Regions from separate parts of the Homo sapiens genome. Here regions 1, 3 and 4 are each linked to region 2. A link is a contact called in ENCODE Hi-C or POLR2A ChIA-PET data. All regions are on one chromosome and are shown on one strand. Each heading gives the region's core, a stretch centred on a gene start or an enhancer-like site at or near the end of the contact. The rest is flanking DNA. Distances are from core to core; before and after follow the strand shown. Region 1 holds the start of WDR45 (WD repeat domain 45). Region 2 has its middle 24 kb from the start of GLOD5. Region 3 holds the start of PLP2 (proteolipid protein 2). Region 4 holds the start of SYP (synaptophysin).

Evidence for each region. A loop is a pair of places that touch in the nucleus more often than their neighbours do. ChIA-PET counts read pairs that join two places held with the same protein, here RNA polymerase II (POLR2A). Pooled maps may share reads with other maps.
Region 1: a pooled map shows a loop between it and region 2 (9-fold over the local background). The contact joins the promoter of WDR45 here to the enhancer-like site in region 2. A Hi-C loop is called at or near these places in 1 of 37 single-sample maps with no recorded cell type and 8 of 50 pooled maps. POLR2A ChIA-PET finds 5 or more read pairs at or near these places in 2 of 52 experiments (HCT116 and RWPE1).
Region 3: a loop to region 2 is called in a pooled map, with 6 times the contacts of the local background. The contact joins the promoter of PLP2 here to the enhancer-like site in region 2. A Hi-C loop is called at or near these places in 1 of 168 maps with a recorded cell type or tissue (HepG2), 3 of 37 single-sample maps with no recorded cell type and 6 of 50 pooled maps. POLR2A ChIA-PET finds 5 or more read pairs at or near these places in 3 of 52 experiments (MCF 10A, activated B cell and common myeloid progenitor, CD34-positive).
Region 4: a loop to region 2 is called in a pooled map, with 5 times the contacts of the local background. The contact joins the promoter of SYP here to the enhancer-like site in region 2. A Hi-C loop is called at or near these places in 3 of 37 single-sample maps with no recorded cell type and 11 of 50 pooled maps. POLR2A ChIA-PET finds 5 or more read pairs at or near these places in 5 of 52 experiments (Caco-2, MCF 10A, PC-9 and 2 more).

Annotation. Positions count from the first base shown.
Region 1 is chrX:49,078,621-49,081,320 of GRCh38, forward strand. WDR45 (WD repeat domain 45) reads right to left here and starts at 1,267. Exons shown (of 11, transcript NM_001029896.2): 1 at 1,131-1,267. RefSeq lists enhancers at 1,218-1,718, 1,430-1,724 and silencers at 1,430-1,724, 1,967-2,036.
Region 2 is chrX:48,736,181-48,738,880 of GRCh38, forward strand. No RefSeq gene overlaps it. Among named protein-coding and RNA genes, the nearest start is that of GLOD5, 24 kb to the right of the region's middle. RefSeq lists enhancers at 922-1,051, 1,242-1,501, 1,552-1,601. Within about 2 kb of position 1,436, at least 26 of the 41 ENCODE cell types and tissues checked have a DNase peak (open chromatin) inside an H3K27ac peak, as active enhancers do; they include HCT116, where a contact is called at or near this core.
Region 3 is chrX:49,170,540-49,173,239 of GRCh38, forward strand. It overlaps PLP2 (proteolipid protein 2), which reads left to right and starts at 1,359. Exons shown (of 5, transcript NM_002668.3): 1 at 1,359-1,557; 2 at 2,590-2,700. The coding sequence starts at 1,462. RefSeq lists silencers at 1,236-1,335, 1,856-2,055.
Region 4 is chrX:49,198,943-49,201,642 of GRCh38, forward strand. It overlaps SYP (synaptophysin), which reads right to left and starts at 1,251. Exons shown (of 7, transcript NM_003179.3): 1 at 1,209-1,251; 2 at 26-91. The coding sequence starts at 1,244. It overlaps SYP-AS1 (SYP antisense RNA 1), which reads left to right. Exons shown (of 2, transcript NR_046649.1): 1 at 1-282. RefSeq lists silencers at 1,084-1,133, 1,204-1,443.

The DNA.
Region 1 (2,700 bases), core at 17-2,516, 340 kb after region 2:
TGGCAAGCTCCAGGCCCACACTGACGTGGACCCCACACCTCCTCTTTACATGCTGGCCCTCACTGACTTGTCAGGAAGTAATGTGATAGGGGGTGCCCCCGTGATATCTCCTCCCCACCGCCAGCCAATCTTGATCCCAATGCCAGACATGGCCTGGAACCACTCCCAACCCATTTCTCATCTTCAAACCTGACCTAGCACCGGACTCTCTCAATAAATAGACAAAAGTGGGCTAGGAGATGCACTTCTTGTACCTCCCTGACTTGGCCCTGGGACTGCTATGCTTGGTCTGCCATCCCCAGGAACTCCTCTGCTCATACCCTTCTAACTGTACCCCAACCTATTTGACCACCCCAGAGTCCTCTCACACCTTTCCCCCTCAACCGGCTTCCCCAAACTCCTTCAGGATGCCTACCTTGGGATGACCCCTTCTCATGCCTTGGTAACTACCCTTCAGGGCCAGCCTAGACATTCCCTTAGATTGGCTTATGCCCTGGGGACTCTACCCTAGGATTCCCCCTAGCACTCTAAATTTTCCACCCCTGGGACATCTCCTTCCTTGTGTTCTGCTGTCCTTGACTACAACATAACCTGGCCTGGACCCAACCCCAGGAACCCCCCCCATCCTCCTAAGATTCCCCCTCTAGACCCCTATCCAAGACCCCGCCCCAGGGCACCCTTGCCTTCTAAGACCCTTGCCCAAAACAAACCACCCAAAACTCCTACCTAGGAGAACCTCAACCCCTAAGATGCCTGCGCAGTCCCCTACTAAGATTACTGCCATAGAGCCCCCAACTTCCCTTCAAATCCTCAACTCCCCAATAACTCTGGCCAGACATACTCCCTCCCCCATCCTCCAAGAGTCCAAATCTCCTTCCTTTCTTTCAGTTACACCCTCCACTGGAATGCCTCATGCTCTTTCTTTGGACAGCTCTGCCTTAGAGTTATTCTCTGGACAGCTCCAACTTTCAACACCCCTTTTTTGCACCTCCATTCCAAGACTCTGTCCGGGATGCCTCGCCCCTCTCCCAAGACCAGCCGCATGCTCCTTCCAACGCCAGCACCCACTCAAGACCTCTGCCTTAGACCCCTACTCGAAAGACTTCCAGCCTCCCCCAGACCCAACCAACCCTGGGATCGTGCTCCAGCTTCCTGCCGCCTTCACCGGCCTGACCTCCGCGTGTCCCTGACCCGGGCCCCAGCTGTCGGTGCCGCCCGCGGCCCGGTTTTCTGACCTCCCGGGCCTTGGAGCCCGGCTCGGGTGTTTACATCAGGCCCTACTTCCGGGGGAGGGAGCCTGTCGCAGGAAATGACTCACCCCAGCTGGAAAAAGGCGGCCACCGCCTTCCTCGCCTAGTTCCCGGGTCTTCGGAGCATCGCGAGTGACAGTGGGGTTCTCCGGGGAGGGCGCGGGGAGCGGAGGAAGGTTGGCTGGGGGACCGGAGGCGAAGGGGGTTCCTCAAGGCCGAGACTGTCTGAGGGAACCCGGAAGGGTGGGGAGAGAGAGCGTGCCTTGCCCCCAGCAAAGCGAAACCGGCCAAGCCCTCAGCCCCTTGGTCACCCACAATGGGGGAGTAAACCTTCCCTGCTAACAAGACGCGGACCTCCGCGGCGGCCGAGAGTAGCCGCCCCGGTTCGCAACACACAGTCCTCCCAGGCTTCCAGAGGGGCGGCGCTGGGGGTTACAGGCGGGGGCGGACCTGGAGACCTTGAAAGTGGAGAAACCTCCTTGGCTCCGGGAAGCCAAGGAACAGATTTCGCTTTCTTTCTCCCCACCCTGTCCCCCCAACCCCGCCAGCTCTGAGTTTTGTCTTTTGTGTTTTGTTTAGTTTTGTTTTCTGAGACAGAGTCTCGCTCTGTCTCCCAGGCTGGAGTGCAGTGGCGCGATCTCGGCTCACTGCAACCTCCGCCTCCCGGGTTCAAACGGTTATCCTGCCTCAGCCTCCGGAGTAGCTGGGACTGCAGGCGTGCGCCACCACGCCCATCTAATTTTTGTATTTTTAGTAGAGACGGGGTTTCACCATGTTGGTCAGGCTGGTCTCGAACTCTTGACCTCAGGTTATCCACCCACCTCGGCCTCCCAAAGTGCTGGGATTACAGGCTTAAGCTACCACGCCCGGCCTCTGCTTTTATTTTTACAAAATACAAAATAGCTTTTTGATAGTAAAAGGTATGAATGCTTTGGGTTAAAAAAAAAAAAAAAAAGAGGTCCTACCTATGATAAAGCTTTTAAAAAAAGGCCCCAAATTATATGCATACTGGAAGGAATTTTTTTTTTTTTTTTTTTTTTTGATTAACAGAGTTTGGCTCTTTTTGCCCAGGCTGGAGTGCAATTAGCGCGATCTTGGCTCACCACAACCTCCGCCTCCCGGGTTCAAGGGATTCTTCTGCCTCAGCCTCCCCAGCCTCCCAAGTAGCTGGGATTACAGGCATGTGCCACCACGCCCAGCTAATTTTGTATTTTTAGTAGAGACCGGGTTTCTCCCTGTTGATCAGTCTGGTCTTGAACTCCTGACCTCAGGTGATCCGCCTGCCTCGGCCCCCCAAAGTGTTGGGATTACAGGCGTGAGCCACTGCGCCCGGCTGGAAGGATTTTTAATTAAACTTTACATTAAGAAATAATAAATAGGCTGGGCGCGGTGGCTCACGCCTGTAATCCCAGCACTTTGGGAGGCCGAAGCAGGCAGATCATGAGGTCAG
Region 2 (2,700 bases), core at 186-2,685:
ATAAATAAATAAAAGTAAAGACACACAAAAAAAGAAAAGAAAAAAAAACTCTGCACATCCGGGGACAAAGATCCATAAACAGCTTAGAAACCTTGGGACATTCTGGACCAACGTAAACAGAAAAACAGAAAAGAAAAACAAAAAAAAACAAAAAAAAAAGAAAGAAAAAAGAAACCAACCCTGGGACAGAGACCCACAAAGATCTCAAACACCTAAACCTCTGAGACACAGATTTTCAAACAGCAAAGAGACTTCACAGTCTTTTTATAAGTCATACCCTGAACTGAGATTCCAAAACAAATCAGACTTCACATCCTGCACACAGTCCTCCAAACTGCAGAGTGTAATAACTACCCTATGATGAGCTGACTTGACTTGAGAATCACTTTCTTCCTACTACCTACCTACCTCACCAGCCAAACACCTCCCCTGTCTGATGTTTAAAATCCCATCATTTAAAAGCGTACTCTTTTAAGTCTTGCCCCCACCTTCCAAAATTCTCCTTGTAGTTGCCACAAGCTCTTCAGCATCCCAGAGCGTGAAACCATGCATCTCTCTTTTAATCACTTATAGCCCACCCCATCACACTCCTAGTCAGGCCTGGTCCTGAGGGAAGCCTCCAAATCACCCTCTTCTGGGAGATGGGGGCTGGCCTGGAGGAGGATCATGAGATCACCTTGAATCTTATCTGCTGGACTCAGACCTACAGGTAGCCTGAAAGACAAATGCCAGGGACCCTGAAGAATTTTTCTTAGTGCTGTTGTGAACGGTGAGTGGGTCCTGAAATCAATATAATGGGATGCAATAGGCATTGCTTAAAAAAAGAAAGAATAGGTAAAAGAAAATGGAAAAGATTACCCGACACACTCTGTGCCAGCCCTTGAGTACAAGCCAATAATGCCAGCTTCTTTTACAGGTGCACAAGTTGAACTTCCCAGACGGGATTCGAACCTACGATCTCCAGTAGCCAAAGCCCTGCCTCGGCAACCCTGAACGCCAACCCAGGAGCCAAAGCGCTTGCGCCGAAACAGCAGCCAATAGGAACGCGGAGCCGAAGGACCCGGCCTGTAGCCTCTTAGTGATTCCGGAAAACCTCGGTACCCTGGAAGAGCTTAGGTAGGCAGTCTCGCGGTGACCAATCAGAGCTCAGGGCAAGACTTTGTCCCGCCCTACGCAACTCGTCCAGGAAGCAATCGCCGCTCCGCGGCCTTCCTCCTCACCCCACCCCCGGAGTTGATTCGCATCTGTATAGCCAACCCGGCGGGAACGGATATATTAATAAAAGCTTGGTGGCGGCGGCTTCCAGACAGGTGGACGCTTTAGGCCGAAGATCGGGTCCGCCCGGCGCGGGGGTCGGTCCAGGCAGAGCCATTCTCTCCTCGGTCTAGGGTGGAGGCCGATCCACTCGCGGGATGAGGAGACCTTTCGTGTCTCCACTAGTACAATGGTATCTTCCGAAATACACGACCCCTCCCCTGTGGTACCTCCCATGACCGTAGTGGTATGGTCCTGGAGCTGCACAGTCTAGTCGTTAACCCTTCATTCCCACCGCTCACGCTCCCCTTGTGTGTGCGACAAGGACTCTTTCATGTCAGTGTCAAGTGAATCAATCTTCAGTTCACCGCAAAAGAACTAAATGGACTCTTTCATGCCTTCCTCCTGCCCACGTTCCAGCCCTGTCTCCCCCAACCGACGTCCCCCAGAGCACTGTCCCTGCCCCATACCCTGATGATTCGTTTGAGAGCAAAGGCCCAAGCGTCCAAACCCTTGCTGCAGAGCCACCGCCCATTAATGGGCATTCATTCCCGAGGCCACTGATGGAAGTCTGCCTTTGTGTGGCAGCATTTATCAAAATAAAAAGCAGACACCCCTCCTTACTGGAATGTCACCACCACGAAGGTAGGGAGGGATATGTGTATTTCTAGACCCCCCAAAGTCTCTGCCTGAAACTGCCCTGCACACAGTAGGTGCTCAAAAGGGGATTTGTTGAATAAATGACTCCTTTGGCGTGGCAGTTTCACTTTTAAGTATGTGTTCTAAGGAAATAATCATACATACGTGCACAGTCCTGTGTGCACAAGAATGGAAGGAGCAAACAACTAAGGGAGAAAACGGCAAATGCTTAAAGGCGATTATACCATAGAGTACCAGCTGGCTGTGAAACAGAATGAGACCTCATTACTGGAAACACCCAGATAGCTCAGGGAGTTCACATCATTGCACACAGAGCACAAAAGAGCTCAGAGATCTCACACCGTGGGATACAGAGTCCAAAACAGTTCAGGGAACTCACACTGAACACAGACCACAAAACAAAATTAGAGAACTCAATAATGGAACATATCTTAATAGATTCCCAGTCATTTCATAGGTCTCATCCTCGTCACAAAATCCTACAAACATTTCAGAGACCTCACCCTGGGACACAAAGGCCGAAACACCTCAGGGACGTTGCACGCTGGGAAAACAAATCCCAAACACCTTACATACCTCATATCCTGGACGCAGACTCCAAAACAGCTCGGAGACCTCACCACCTGGGATATAGATTAAATCTGGACAGAGACCACATACTCTTTTTGCAGGGTCTCACTCTGTCACCCAGGCTGGGGTGCAGTGGCGTGATCACAGCTCACCGCAACCTCCGCCTCCCCAGCTCAAGCAATCCTCCCACCTCAACCTCCCCAGTAGCTGGGACTA
Region 3 (2,700 bases), core at 109-2,608, 430 kb after region 2:
CTCCCAGGCTCAAGCAATCCTCCCACCTCAGCCTCCCGAGTAGTTGGGATTACAGGCACGTGCCACCATGCCTGGGCTAATTTTTTTCTTTTTTCTTTTTTTTTTTTTTTTTTGAGACGGAGTCTTGCTCTGTCGCCCAGGCTGGAGTGCAGTGGCGCAATCTTGGCTCACTACAACCTCCACCTCCCAGGTTCAAGCGATTCTCCTGCCTCAGCCTCCTGACTAGCTGGGATTATAGGCGAGCGCCACCACACCCGGTTCATTTTTTGTGTATTTTTAGTAGAGACGGGGTTTCACCATGTTGGACAGGCTGGTCTCGAACTCCTGACCTCGTGATCTGCCCACCTCGGCCTCCCAAACTGCTGGGATTATAGGCTTGAGCCACCGCGTCCGGCCGCCTGGGCTAATTTTTAAAATTATTTGTAGAGATGAGGTCTCACTGTGTTGCCGAGGTTGATCTCCAACTCTTGGGCTCAAGCGATCCTCCCACCTGAGGCTCCCAGAGTGTTGGGATTACTGGCATGAGCCACTGCGCCCAGCCGAGGAACACTTTTCAATCCTTACCCAGTTATTGTGAACGTTCATACCTTTTCTTGAAGAAATACCGTTTTTGTTGTTGTTGTTGTTTTTGAGACGTAGTTTCGCTCTTGTTGCCCAGACTGGAGTGCAATGGCATGATCTTGGCTCACCGCAACCTCTGCCTCCCGGGTTCAAGCGATTCTCCTGCCTCAGCCTTCCGAGTAGCTGGGATTACAGGCATGCGTCACCGTGCCCAGCTAATTTTTGTATTTTTAGTAGAGACGGTGTTTCTCCATGTTGGTCAGGCTGGTCTCGAACTCCCGACCTCAGGTGATCCACCCGCCTCGGCCTCCCAGTGTTGGGATTACAGGCGTGAGCCACCGCGCCTGGCCCTTTTTTTTTTTTTTTGTAACGCGGCAGCTCCAAACCCCGCTGAGAGTATATGCATGGGAAAACTTTCTGAAATCAAAAATATTCCGAATTCTGGCAACATACTGGGCCCCAAGTCTTTCGGATTTAACTCTGCCTCGGCCGTTTTATTCAGTTAAGGAAACTGAGTCACTCCATCCCAAAGCCAGATTCCCGCGGTTCTAAGCTGAAGCTGTCTCGGGTGCATTTGCATTCCAAAAAGGCGAAGGGTCCCGCTATTACTGCTCCTGGTACCTGGAGCTGCCAAGCACCCCTGCGATGGGGCGCCCCGGGGGCTGTGCGCCAGGCTGGGAGTATCCTTGGGGGGCGGGGCGAGGGGGCTTCCGGGGCGGCAGCCACCTGGCCCGGCTCCGGCCCCGCCCGCGTCAGCTCTGCGCGGTGATTCACTCCCTCCTTCGCCCCGGGGCCCCCTTCCCGGCCAGACGGCGGGCAAGACAGCTGGGTGTACAGCGTCCTCGAAACCACGAGCAAGTGAGCAGATCCTCCGAGGCACCAGGGACTCCAGCCCATGCCATGGCGGATTCTGAGCGCCTCTCGGCTCCTGGCTGCTGGGCCGCCTGCACCAACTTCTCGCGCACTCGAAAGGGAATCCTCCTGTTTGCTGAGATTGTGAGCGTTCTGGGGCAGGCGCGTGGGCAAAAGCGGGATGGGGTGGCTGGACCATGCGGAACTGGATGGTCCGGGTGAGGCAGGCACTTGGCCGGGGCGCTCGGCAGTGGGGTGCAGGTGGGTGGGTTCACGGTGGAGGCCCGAAACCCGGGGCGCAGGGCGAGTCGGTGGGGTTTGACGAAGGTTGTTGAGATCTGGTGGTCCCCGGGGTGAAGCAAGGAGCCTATAACGCATACGGAGGGCTACGTGGGGACAGCCTGCGTGAACTCATCAGTGGACGCATCGAAGGGGTCCCAGGGTGCTGGGAAGTGGGGGCCTCCTGTGGCAGGGCGTGGCGCGGCCTGGGCACAGGAGGGCGGGCTGGCAGCGCGCCCAGGGGCAGGGCCTGTTGGGGTGGGGCCCCCCCGCCCCGCGCTAGTCCCGCGGTGTAGAGCGCCCCGCCCTTCGCCAGTTCTTCCTCGCCCTTCAGAGGCCGGGCGGGATGTCCTTAGCTTTTCGGGGTTTCCACCCTTCTCAAAGTGGGCGCCGCCTTTGAGTCACTTGTAAAAGGGGTGCGGCGCCTTTAACGGAGTCCTGCCTCTCTGGTGTCACTCTCACCGCTTCCCAAAGGGGTTGCTGGGGGAACCGCGTGTTCCGCCCCGGTCAAGGCCACAAAGCTGGCGTCAGCGGGGCTCACAAAACACCTGGCAGCGCCACTCCCCTCAGGCTGCCCGTAACCTAGAAGGGAAAAGAGGAAACTGAGGCACCCAACTCTACTCCTTACTTGTTGGGTGACCCTGGCCAAGCCATTAAACCTCTCTGTGCCTCAGTTTTCTCGTCTATAAATTAGAAAGAGTAATAATAGTACCCAGAGCATTAGATTGTCGTGATGATTGAATTTGGAACACAGTGAGCACATAAAAAGTGTTTAGCTATTATTGTATGTCATTTCCCCAGCCCTCGTAGGCATCTTAGTATGGGACCCCCAATTTAAACCAATCTTCTCAGCCCTGGTTGCTGATTGAGGTCCCCTTTCCCATGTCACCCTTCCAGATATTATGCCTGGTGATCCTGATCTGCTTCAGTGCCTCCACACCAGGCTACTCCTCCCTGTCGGTGATTGAGATGATCCTTGCTGCTATTTTCTTTGTTGTCTACATGTGT
Region 4 (2,700 bases), core at 1-2,500, 460 kb after region 2:
CCCCAACAGCCCGGACCACACTCACCCATTGCAGCACCTTCACAAAGCCGAGGGGCTCCTTGACCACCCGGAACTGACCCCCAGCCACCAGCTGAGGAGAGAAACAGTGGGGAAGGGGTGGGGTTGTTGGAGGTACAGGGAGGTGAGCGGCAAGGCTGCCCATCAATGACCCCAGGGGATGGAGCATGTGACCTCGGGGAGAGGGTGAGAAGGAGAAAGTGACACCTTGGGGATGGTGTGAGCCCCAGGGTCCAAGGACTGGTGGGAAGGTCTGAAGAGATGGTGAGTCAGATGGCAGAGGAAGTCGGGGGTGAGGGAGATGGGGATGAGGTCAGGACTAGTTAAGGAGGGGGAGCAGGTTTGAAACGTAAAGGCGAGTCGGATGGGGAAGGGGTTCGGGTAGAGAATGGGGATGGAGTGGGGTGCATTCGGGTGGGGGGGTTGTGATGGTGAAGGTGAGTCATAACGGGGCAGGAGTCGGTTTGGCTCAGGTGGGGGAAGGGTCTGCAGGGGTAAAGGTGTGTTAGACGGCGGTGGCGGTAGATATTTGAGGTGATGGGGATGGGGAAGGGTTGGGACTGATTGGGGGTGAGTTTCTGAGGTGGCAAAGACGAGAGACATGGCGGAGAGGGTCTGGACTGATTAAGGTGGGGGAGGGCTGGGACACGGCTTCAGTCGCTATGTGTTGGGGGTGAGGAGGCTGGGGGTTTTGGAAGGAGTAAAACCGGATTGTCCCCTAGGTGTGCTCTGGGGGAAGGGGTGGTCGCCTATGGGGGTACAGTCTCTGTTTGGGAGGGGCGGGTGCCAGCCCTCTCCCCCATCCCCGCCCCCACACCTTCTGTCGCTCTATTTCCTAGCTTATCCGCAGCACCCCCCATCTTCCTTCCACTCTCCCCTCCCCTTGTCCCTTGCCCTCACTCCAGCCCCCAGGCCCCTATTCCTCCCCTCGCGGTCGCCAGTAATAAACGGGGCTCCGGGGGCCCCCGCTGCGGCAGTGAGGACGGCCCTCGCTGCGGCAAAGAGCGCACTCCTTTTCTCCACCTCCCCCTTCCTCCCCTTCACCTGCCGCAGACCCCCATCCCCAGCGCCGGGGACCGGGTCTCCGCTGCCAGACCCTGGCCACCACCTCCCAGAGTCGGCTGGCCTGAGCGACCCGGCCTAGGCAGCCGGGCGGCGGCGGGCTCTGTCCACGGTGCTGGAGCGCGTACCTGATTCACCACGTCCATGTCCGCCAGCAGCAGCATCAGCAATGCAGGGGGCGGGAGGCTCGGCTAGCAAGGGCGGCGCGGGGCGCGGCGGGGGCGGCGCGCGCTCGTTGGAACAGCCCAGGCGGCTGCAGCCCCGCCCCTCGCGCCCCCTCCTTGCCCGCCACGCGCCTGCGCACAGCGGGTTGTACCACAGTCTCACCGGCAGCCATTCCGGCCCGGAGGCTGGAGCCGTGAGAGCGTGCGGGAATATGCGTTGGGAAAACACAAGTCGAGGGCCGGGGAGAGGAGACCTCCCTGCTCGGTCCTACAGTGTGACAACTTTGCCAGGCTCTTTTCTGAGTTTGTTAAACATGTTCACTCATTTAATGCTTACAGAAGTCCTACGTTGTAGGGACTATTAGGCCGTTTTTACAGACGAGGAAAATAATTCCCCAGAGAGCTTAAGTGACTCTCACAAGGTCAGCCAGCTACTAGCTGGCAGTGCCCAGAGTCCCTGCAGTTTAAACACGGTTCAAGGCCTTCCAGGTTCCTTTTTCATAGTCTGCATTTTAAGCACACCCTGAAACTCCTGCCCCCATCTAGCCATCTCCCTTATTTCTTTCTTCCTCTTTGTCAAATTAATGCCTACTCGAACTCTACCACTTTACCTATTTATTCCTTAGCTCTCTCTTAATTGGAATAACCCTCCTTCCTGCGACTAAAACTAGGCCCATCAAGGTCAACAGTGATGGCTATGATGCAAAATCCAAAATACAGTTGGGGCTTAAGATGCTCAACTTCGGCCAGGCGCAGTGGCTCATGCCTGTAATCCCAGCACTTTGGGAGGCCGAAGTGGACAGTGGATCACTTGAAGTCAGGAGTTTGAGACTAGCCTGGCCAACATAGTGAAACCCCATCTCTATTAAAAATACAAAAATTAGCTGGCTGTGGTGGCAGGCGCCTGTAATCCCAGCCACTTGGGAGGCTGAGGCAGGAGAATTGCTTGAACCCAGGAGGCGGAGGTTGCACTGAGGCGAGATTGCACCACTGCACTCCAGCCTGGGCAACAGAGCGAGACTCCATCTCAAAAACAAACAAGCAAACAAAAATACTGAGATACTGTTTTTCATCTTTCAGGGTGGTGAGTATCAAAAAGTTTGATAACGTTCCGTATTGGTAGGTTGGCCAGAAACAAGCGTTCTCATAAATCGCCTGTGGAAGTTTCATTGGTATAACGTGTAGAAGGCAATCGGGCAAAATCTAAAAAAAAAAAATAACAAATTCATTTACTGTTTGGTTCACCTTCATACTTCTAGGAATTCATCTTACAGATAGACTCATACATGTGCTAAAAGATATATGTATAAGATAATACATGACTGGGCTGTTTATTTTTTATTTTTTTTTGAGACGGAGTCTCACTCTGTTGCCCAGGCTGGAGTGCAGTGGCATGATCTCCGCTTACTGCAACCTCCGCCTCCCGGGTTCAAGCAATTCTCCCTGCCTCACCCTC